Linked DNA regions of Homo sapiens: region 1 is linked to region 2. A link is an interaction called in ENCODE POLR2A ChIA-PET data of the cell type or tissue named here. Cell type or tissue: MCF 10A. All regions are shown on one strand. Links, peaks and the distances in the headings refer to the core of each region. The heading gives the core; the rest is flanking DNA. Region 1 overlaps PIAS1 (protein inhibitor of activated STAT 1). Region 2 has its middle 56 kb from the start of PIAS1.

What was found. Peaks named below come from ENCODE experiments on the same cell type or tissue, not always from the same donor. Only the 100,000 strongest peaks of a DNase experiment are listed, where the experiment ranks them.
Region 1: POLR2A ChIA-PET joins it to region 2 with 11 read pairs; 3 of 35 experiments call an interaction of 5 or more read pairs at or near these places.

The regions. Positions count from the first base shown.
Region 1 is chr15:68,125,153-68,133,438 of GRCh38, reverse strand. The region is part of intron 2 of PIAS1 (protein inhibitor of activated STAT 1); the gene reads right to left. Among named protein-coding and RNA genes, the nearest start is that of PIAS1, 75 kb to the right of the region's middle. In MCF 10A, for the core only: no CTCF peak of the experiment used is centred there; a DNase peak (open chromatin) is centred at 6,858.
Region 2 is chr15:67,996,911-67,999,410 of GRCh38, reverse strand. No RefSeq gene overlaps it. Among named protein-coding and RNA genes, the nearest start is that of PIAS1, 56 kb to the left of the region's middle. In MCF 10A, for the core only: no CTCF peak of the experiment used is centred there; DNase peaks (open chromatin) are centred at 570 and 1,150.

The sequences.
Region 1 (8,286 bases), core at 5,667-8,166, 130 kb before region 2:
TTTAATTCATCTAGATGAATTTCCAAATCTTTTTGTTATGATTTTTAAAGCTCAATAGTATTTTGAATAGAATTACAATAAACCTATGAATTATTTTGAGAGCTGATATATTTACATCTTTAACCTTCCTGTCTTGGACTATTGCACCTGTGTCCATTTATTCATATCTTCAAGGTTTTATTTCTATCATAGATTAGTTACACTGTTCCCATTAATGTCATTCTTAGTAAAATACCTACCAATAGAAGAATGATTGAATAAACATTCATAGAATACCCTAAAACCAAAGAAAGAATGAAGATGATTTCTATGTGTTGGTATGGGAGTGATCTCTCTAAGATACATCATTAAAGTGACAACGACAATATTAAAAAAATACAGTATGCTACTACTTTCTGTGTAAGAGAGGAAGTAATAATACATAAAGCTACTGGCTTTTTTCGGAAAAAAAAAAAGAAAAGAAAAGAAAACCAGAAGGATAAACTGAAATTAATTAAAAATGATTACCTATGAGAGACAGAGAATGGGATAAGAAATAGGAAGAATTTTAATAGTTTTCTAGTTAATTTTTACGTTTAAATCAAATTCAAAAGATAAAACTGAGCAAAAATGAGTATTTCTAACTTTTTAATATTTATATTTTGCGTGGACTCTCACTTTGGTTGTTATTCAAAGTGGTTATTACATAATTTCGGTTTTTGTTCTTCTAAGCTCTATTTTGCCACTCAAATTGAACTTAACCCTAGTTTTATAGCCAATTCCTTAGGATTTGCAGATAAACCTTCCCTTAACCATAAGTAAGGAAAAATTTAATTTTCCTTTCTAACATTTATACCTCTAGTTCTAATTCATGTCTTATTGTATAGGCCAGAACTTTTACAAGAATATTTGTAGATCTTCCAGGGTGACTTCTTTGCTGTAAAATTTGATGTACCTTTAACATTGTAGTTTCCTTTTTTTTTTAGAGACAGAGTCTCACTCTGTCACCCAGGCTGGAGTGCAGTGGTGCCATCTCGGCTCACTGCAACCTCCACCTCCCAGGTTCAAGTGATTCTCCTGCCTCAGCCTCCCGAGTAGCTGAGACTACAGGTGAGGGCCACCACGCCCTGATTTTTTGTATTTTTAGTAGAGACGGAGTATCACCGTGTTAGCAAGGATGATCTCAATCTCCTGACCTCGTGATCCGCCCGCCTCAGCCTCCCAAAGTGCTGGGATTACAGGTGTGAGCCACCATGCCCGGCCAACACTGTAGTTTTTAACAATCACCCACAAAGCTGCTTCAAAACATACATGTCTGGGAGTTTAGCCCCCACTGGGAATAATTCTGATGCACCTCCATTATTAGTAACTACCTCTAGGGTTCTTCTTTCTTTTTTTCTTTTCTTTTCTTTTTTTTTTTTTTTAGAGGAGGTTTTGCCACATTGCCCAGGCTGGTCTCAAACTCCTGAACTCAGACAATCCACTTGCCTTGGCTTCCCAAAGTGCTGGGATTACAGGTATGAGCCACCACGCCCAGCCTAGGATTTTTTTTTTAAACTAATAAATAAATACCCAGCAATCCCACTTCTAGGTATTTACCCAAAAGATTCGAAAACAGTATGTCAAAGAGATGTCTACACTCCCATGTTCATTGCAGCACTATTCAAAATACCAAGTACGGAATCAACCTAAGTGTTCATCAACAGATGAATGGATAAAGAAAATGTGGTCCTAAATAAGTATACATAATGGAAAAGCATTCAGCCTTAAAACAGAGAGAGATTCTGTCATTTGTGACAAACATGAATGGAATTAGACAATACTATGCTTATTAAGTGAAATTAGCCAAATACAGAAAGACAAATACTGCATGCTCTCACTTATATGTGGAATCTAAAACAATCAAACTCATAGAAACAAAGAGTAGAATGGTGGTTACCAGATATGGTTAGAAGATAGGAGAAATAAGTTTTTTTTTTAATAAGATCTTATTGCACAACACAGTGAACATAGCTAGTAACATTTTAAAATTGCTAAGAGTAAATTTCAAATGTTCTCATCACCTAAAAAATGTAAAATAGTTGTGGAAATTGATTAACATATCAGCTTGATACATTAGTTGATTTAAGCATTTCACATGGTAGTCGAAGATCGTAACATCACTCTGTGCCCCATAAATATATACATCTATAATTTTTCAATAAATAAATATAAAGCTGTCTGTTGACTATAAAGATTCCCTATAATGTTAAAGAACACTTTTTCTACTTCTTTTTAAAAAAATTATTAATGGGCATTTAATTTTATGAAACCTTTTAAAGTTTCTATTTAAACTCCAAATAAGCTAATGGATTCTTGGAGTCAGAAGTCCGCGTGCTTACCCCAGTTCTGTCATTCAGTAATTGTGTGACCTTGGGCACACTGTCTGACATTTCCATGCTTCAATTTCTTCATCTAGGTAATATAACCCTAGAGAAACCTTAGAATTATTTTGATAACTAAATAAAAATATAAAACCGCTTATAACAGTGCCTACCTAACCCAAAGTAAGCAGTCAATAAATGTTAGCTATTATTACATCTGATGAATTAATATATTTCTTAATACTGAACTATTTATGACTTCTGGATAGAGGATATATATCTCTATCAAGGTTTTAGTCCAGTAGACTTAGCCTAATTTAAATCTTATTATTCCTCCAATATTCTGATAAATTCTACCAGTTAATATTTTAAGGAACACAACTATATTCAAAAAGTGAAACTGAATGATAGCTTTTTTTTTTTTTTTTTAAGTGTTACCTTTGTTTCTTTGTATTCCTCTTTGGCCTGCTTACTTTTTAATAACTGAGAACATTTTGTAGTATACAGAAATTGTTTATTCCTCAAAAAAAGTTCTGAAGAATTTACCAGCAAATGTATCAAACCCAGAGTTTTTCTTTTTTTAAAAAGTAGTTCTTTGATAATATTGTCAAGTTATCAGTATATCACATTTTATACATTATTTTCACTGCATATACATGTAGAAAAAAACATTTGGAATGTTTAATATATCTGGAAACTTCATAGAGGTTTCTGAAATTTATTAACATATAACTGTGTAAATGTATTGCTCCTAATATTTATATACATATATTTCTTCTATGTGATTTAAATCTACTTTCTATGGTTGATTTTGTTTAATCAGATCTGCAAGAAGCTTATATATTTTGCCTCTTTCATAAGCCTTTTTCTTTTAAGGTTTATTTATTAATTCCACCTTTTTTCCTATTTTTAAAAAATCTTTATTTTTAATTTTTGTGGGTATACAGGTGTATATATTTATGGGGTATATGAAATATTTTGATACAGGCATGCAATGCGTAATAAACTATTTTTTCTAGTTTCGTATGGTGAAATATTGCTTCCCCCCCTCAAAATGAACATATCTTTTTTATTTCCAATTATAGAAAATATGCAATACTCACTGTAAAAAACAAAAATTAAAACCACAAGAGATTACAAAATAAAAGTCTACCCCATAATCTAGCTGCTTCCCTACAGGATGAAGAAAACCCCTGAACATTATGAAAAATTTGGTATACAACTATAGGGACTTATAAGCACACATAAATCTATGTAAGAGTGTGTGTGTGTGTGTGTGTGTGTGTGTGTGTGTGTGTGTGTAAATACAATTATTTTGCAATCTGCTTTTTCATTAAGATTTTAAGTTTTGAGGACATGTTTTCATTTCAACATATACATAAATTATCTAATCCACTTCAATGTCTGCAAAGTATCCACTATATAAACACAATTTAAAAATAATTTTTACCTTTATCTTTAATATACTACTTCTATTTTTCTTAAATTTTATACTAAATTCTTGGTTCTTCATCTTTTTAAATCATAAAAGCATGCAGTGTTTTCTTTTGGCTTTTCATTAATGCCTTATTTTCATAATTTATTTTTTTAATGTCATTTTAAAAATCTTTGTTTTAGTATACTCACAACAACAACTTTTATAGTTTCTGCTGTTTTGAATTAGCTATTATGTTTACGGTCAAGTATATATATAGCTTTATAAATATTGCAGACACTTGAAAAGTAACTGGGCCAGGTGCAGTGGCTCAGGTCTGTCAACCCAGTGCTTTGGGTGGCTGAGGCAGAAGGATCACTTGAGGCCAGGAATTTGAGAGCAGCCTGGGCAATATAGTGAGACCCTGTCTCTACAAAAAATAACTTTAAAATATCAGCCAGGTGTGGTGGTATGTGCCTACAGTCCTAGTTACTCAGGAGGGTGAGGTGGGAAGGGCTGCTTGAGCCCTGTAGTTCGAGGTTACAGTGAAAAATGATCGTACCACTGCATTCCAGCCAGAGTGACAGAGAGACCCTGTCTCTAAAAAATAGTAATACACTGTATCCTCTAATATTTATAAGTTACAAAGTTTAAGAAATACATGTTATATAACACATTATATATTAAAAGTTTTTTTCTGTTTATCACTGATTACTGCTGTTTATCCATGTCTTTTAGTTTTCCAAGAGAAAAAAAATTATTTCTATTTTAGATTTTCATTATCAATGTTTATCTTTTCTAACATTTATTTATTGTACATTCTGTGACTGCTTCTCAAGTTTGTCCTCTGTTCTACTAATTTGATTTTCTACAATACTATTTCTCACTTCCAATGAAGACTTAATTTTGGATACTGCGTCCATTTGTTGGAATGCAAACAGGAACAGACCCTTCAGAGAAACTCATTCTCAATTCCTAATACCACTGAGAAAGGTTATTACTTCTAGCAGAATCTGGAATGTTTTAACAGATGATGTTCTAATAAAAAACAGTCATATTTTTAGAATCTGCTGCTTTTTCTCATTTGTTCCAAAAAAAATTTTTTTTTAGATCAGAATTCTCAAATCCAGCTATACAACAGAATAACTTGGAGAACTAAAACCACACCCTAGCCAACAACCAATCCCACTAATTGTGAGATCCAGATATAATATTTCTTAAAGGTTTTCCAGGTTGGCCAGGAGCAGTGGCTCACACCTGTAATCCCAGCACTTTGGGAGGCCGAGGCAGGTGGATCATTTAAGCCTGGGCAACAAGGCAAAACCCTGTCCCTACTAAAAGTACAAAAATTAGCTGGTCGTCGTGGCACACGCCAGTAACCCAAGTTACTCAGGAGGCTGAGGCAGGAGGATCACCTGAGCCTTGGGAGGTTGAGACTGCAATGAGCTGTGATTGGGCCACTGCACTCTAGTATGGGCGGCAGAGTGAGTCCCTATCTCAAAAAATAAGTAAATAATAAAGTTTTCCAGGTGATTCTAAATGGGCAGCCATATTTGAAAATTCCCATTCTAGACTGCTAAGTTGAACTGCCTAAACAAAAGATCTAAAGGGAGAAAAAGGCCAGGCATGGTAGCTCACGCCTGTAATCCTAGCACTTTAGGAGGCTGAGGCACACAGATCACTTGAAGTCAGGAGTTCGAAACCAGCCTGGCTGACATGGTGAAACCCCATCTCTACTAAAAATACAAAATAATTAGCTGGGCGTGGTGGCGTGCACCTGTAATCCTAGCTACTTGGGAGGCTGAAGCAGGAGAATTGCTTGAACCCTGCAGGAGGAGGTTGCAGCGAGCTGAGGTCACACTACTGTACTCCAGCCTGGGCAATAGAGCGAGACTCCATCTCAAAAATAAATAAATACATAAATAAAATAAAATGAAAACAAAAGGAAAAAAGTGGTCTTGGTAGAGATTGCTAGCTTAGCACATCATCTTCTTTTACTCTATCCTAAAATTCCAATAAAAGGTCAGTAAAGATTTTTCTTTGCTTGCCTGTTTTGTTTTTGTGTTGTAAAAGAATAAACCCAAATGAGGAGAAAGAAATAGGAGGGCAACAAAAAGTGTAGAAACTGGAAAGCAAATATATGAGTGGTAACAAAGTTACCAAAGAAAAACGCATCCTCAACTAGCAGTGAAGCTGAGTGAAATAGGAGAACTGATCTAATTTATAATGCAAAATACCTGTACAAGTGGGGCTAACAGAATATAGCTAAAGCAAGGGGAATTTCTTGAAAACCTGCTTATGAAGTTATCAGATCCCCAGGTCCATTCATCCTCTCTAGTTAGCTAGACAACTGCCCTTCCTTCATCCTGCAAAAGTCAGATAGAACTGCTCAAAAAAAAAGAAATTCAAAACTGGAACTGGGTCTATAAAGCTTGATGTCACATTCAGGTTTAAAAAATGACCAGGCGCGGTGGCTCAAGCCTGTAATCGCAGCACTTTCGGAGGTCAAGGCGGGCAGATCACAAGGTCAAGAGTTCAAGACCAGCCTGGCCAACATAGTGAAACCCCATCCCTACTAAACATACAAAAATTAGCCCAGCATGGTGCGCCTGTAGTCCCAGCTACTCGGGAGCCTGAGGCAGGAGAATCACTTGAACCCAGGAGAGGTTGCAGTGAGCTGAAATCATGCCACTGCACTCCAGATTGGGTGACAGAGCAAGATTTCATCTCAAAATAAATAAATTAATTAAAATAAGTCAAAAAAAATGAACAGACATGCCAGCACGACTAAGTATCAGAGGAAAGCCTTCAATGTGGAATAATGGTGACCAAAATGACCAAAAAAAAAAAAGGTAGCTGGGAACAGGCAGAGATTATGCAACAATTAGATAAATTTCCAAAGGCTCCGAAAAAAGCTACCATTTATAACCATGGTACAACTATAAAACAATTAACCAAGGCCAGGCGCGGTGGCTCATGCCTGTAATTACAGCATTTTGGGATGCTGAGGCGGGTGGATCACTTGAGGTCAGGCCAACATGGTGAAACCCCGCCTCTACTAAAAATACAAAAATTGGCTGGGCGTGGTGGGACACGCCTGCAATCCCAGCTCCTGGGAAGGCTGAGGCATAAGAATCACTTGAATCCGGGAGGTGGAGGTTGCAGTGAGCCAAGATTCCAACACTGTACTCCAGCCTGGGTGAGAGCCAGCCTTGTCTCAAAAACAGAAACAAAAACAATTAACTAGTTATTGTTTAAAAAAAAGAAACATCTGTATTTTATATGTATACACAAAGTTCTTGGAGGGTAAAAATACGATGCACAAAGGAAAAGCTCAATAGACAGGCTGGACAATAAAGTTCAGGATATCTCCCAGAAAGTAAAGCAAAAAGACAAGGAGGAAGAAAACAGGTTTGAAAATTAGAGGGTTAGTCTGGGAATAGGAGTTCCAAAGAGAGAACAGAGAAAACAGAAGGAAGGAAATAAGAAATAATTAATGAAATAATTCAAGACAAGTTCCTACAAGTAAAGAACAAGTTTCCAGATTACCACTGTATTCCCAATATAATGGCTAAAATTGGTTCATATGGCAATAAAATTTCAGAACACTGCACATAAAAAGAATCCTACATGTTTCTGGAGAGGTGGGGCAAGAACAGGTTACAGAAAAAGATCAGAAACTGGTCTGGGGCGCAGTGGCTCATGCCTGTAATCCCAGCACTTTGGGAGGCTAGGGCAGGAGGATTGCTTGAGGCCAGGAATTTGAGGTCAGCTTAGATCAGCATAGCAAACCTGTCTCTACAAAAAATAACAAAATTAGCCAGGCATGATAACACAGGCCTTAGACTTGGCTACTCAGGACGCTGAGGCAGGAGGATGGCTTAAGCTCAGGAGTTTGAGGCTGCAGTGAGCGATAATCATGCCACTGTACTCCAGCCTGGGTAACACAGTGAGACCCTGTCTCTAAAAAGGAGAAAAAAAAAATCGGAAACCAGCCTAACTTTGAACTTTTCAACAACACTATAATTAGAAGGCAATGGAAAAATTAATGCCTTCAAAATTCTAAAGGAAAATTATTCTTATGTTGAAGTCTACACCCAGCCAAATTATCAAATAAAGTATGGGTATAGAATAAAACATTTTCAGGCATGCTTTATTTAAAAAATTACCTTCCATGCAGCTTTTTCCTATGAACTACTAAGAGATATGCCACACTAAAAAGAGGGAGAAAACTAAGAAAGAACAGGACATGGGCCTATGAAATACAAGATTAACACAGGCAAGAGGCAAAATAATATCTGAGATGTAATGAAAGAAGACCTCAAGATGACAGAGTATCCTGTGTTTGGGTTTAGCAGAGTATCAGTTCAGAAGGCTCTGGTAGGGAATTCTCATAGAACATGAAATTGACAGAATTACCTCATGCACATGAATTTAGACATTCATCTTATCCATCTGGAGATTTACACAGTGGCAAAAAAATTTTGGCAATGAATGAGAAATAAGTACACAGGGGGAAAAAAAAAGAAA
Region 2 (2,500 bases), core at 1-2,500:
AAAATTGAAAATTTTAGGCTAGGCAGAGTGGCTCATGCCTATAATCCCAGCACTTTGGCAGGCTGAGGTGGGAGGATCACTTGAGCCCAGTTCAAGGCCAGCATGGGCACCATAAGGAGACCCTTTATCTTGGAAAAACAAACAGAAAGAAAATAAAAGAATAGAATTGTGATTTCCTACCAGCTTTCTATAATCTGTTCCTATTTTCCCAATTCCTCATTCCTCCAAAAGAACATTTTTCACAGTTAAAAAATAATCTCCAATTATTCTTTCATGAGCACGTCCTGAGTGGGATTCCATAGCTTATAAACTTTCAGTTAGTGTGAGTGGCTGATGATGATGACAATGATGCCTCAACTATGCACAGTGATTAATATCTCAATGTCAGTATTTCACAATATGGAGCTCAAGTTACAGTCTTAAACCAGGGGAAAAACATGAGAGGTATTTTTAGTGAAAATCCTTGTTGAAAGACTCCCCACCTATAGAAACATACAGAATAGCTGCAGGGGAGTAGATCATCGTTTTCCTAAAATTTTGGCAAGAAACTGTGAGGAGTCCTGATAAGGCTGGCAACACGGAAGAATATTTTTTCCTCTTGGTGGCACCCAGCCAGCTCCTGGCAGCCCTGTGCCAGCTTCCCAGAGCTGCAAATGGCTTGGAGCAATTTTATCTTGACTTTATTATCCTAACTCACAACCTATAGAAGCAATAAAAGAGAAAACACGACGGAGGAAATGTGAAGCAGTAGCAATGGGCCATGACCAATTTAAGATGAAGTTCAAAATGCACAACCGAGCTACAGACTTAGTCCAAATTTGAACTTAGTAGGTACTAAGGTGGATAAGCCCCCCAAAATGTAGTGGCGTTAGAAAAATACAAGGAAAAGAACTATAATATTCCTTGGACTCCACGTGGGGCCAGACAGGCAGAGATTCTTTTTCCTCCCTCTTGGGAGACTTGAAATGGAAGTCATGGATGATAAAAATGATTTTCTATGTAATTCATAGGGCTATAATATCATCTGTAGCATTACAAGTGATTGTAATACTACAGACACTGATCATCATTGATTCATGCATTAATTTATGAAATATGTTATGACATCCACTCTGCCCTTAAATAGCTCACAGTCCAGGGAGGGGCTTAGTCATGAAAACAAATAGTTAGAAGACAAAATGATAAGTTAGGTCAGGCATGATGACTCATGCCTATAATCCCAGCCCTTTGGGAGGCCAAGGCAGGTGGATCACTTGAGCCCAGGAGTTCAAGACCAGCCTGGACAACATAGTGAGACCTTGCCTCTACAAAAAATAAAAATACATTAGCCGAGTATGGTGGCACACACCTGTGGTCCCAGCTACTGGGAAGGCTAAGGCAGAAGGATTACTGAAGCCCAGAAAATTGAACCTACAGTGAGCTGTGATCATGCTACTGTACCCCAGCATGGGCAACACAGCGAGACCCTGTCTCAAAAAACAAACAAGCAAAACCCAAAATAAGTTATACAACAAAAAGATGGGATGCAGAGAGGAAAGAGTCTGATTTATCCCTTGAGGATAGCAAGCTGGGTGAAAACCTGAGATTCTGGGGCTGAGACAGGGAATTCTTCTTCATAGAGAGTTGGGCCACTAGAACCAGAAGTTTGAACCATGTCCAGGATCCATGCAGAAAATTAAAGTCAAAGGCAGAAGGAAAGTCCTAGGGCAGGAGGACAAGACAAATGGTTCAGAGGCAGCTTGCATTGCTGGAGCACAGAGCTCCAAATCCTGGAACCAAGGAGACCAGATTGATCACAAAAAGGTAGAGTCAGCATCAATTGCCTGAGTAATTCCCTCAGTCCCAGCAGCCCTGTCACTTCTTTGGGCCCCACCTCATGATCAAGCAACCAATGAGTTAAGATGGCCCAACAGGGGCCCCAGGACCACACTTCATGCCAGGCCTGCTTCTGTGTGGATTGCTTCTACATGCTGGTCAGGGGAGTGATGTGAGAGTAGATCAGCTAGCTTGGAGGGCTAAGGATGCAATGAAGGCAGAGCCTTGCCCTTGCTCTTGGGGGGAAAGGGGGATGTTTTCTCAGAGACACTGATAAACAGGCAGGTGTTCATCTGGTAGAAATAGGAAGTGAGGGAGTGGCATGTGTAAAGGCAGGAAGCGTGTGACAGGCTGGGCAATGGGCTGGAGGGGTCATGGCTACCCATGAGCATCAGCCAGTTGAGTTGAGCTATTTGGGGGACCCTTGGGTATGGCCTTGGTTACAGGTATAGGACTTTATCCCATAGACAAAGAGAAGGAAGATGTTCTCTTCAATTAAGAAGTGGTTCTGGGCCGGGCACGGTGGCTCATGCCTGTAATCCCAGCACTTTGGGAGGCCAAGGCAGGCGGATCATGAGGTCAAGAGATCGAGACAATCCCGGCCAACACGGTGAAACCCCGTCTCTACTAAAAATACAAAAATTAGCTGGGCATGGTTGTGTGTGTCTGTAATCCCAACTACTCA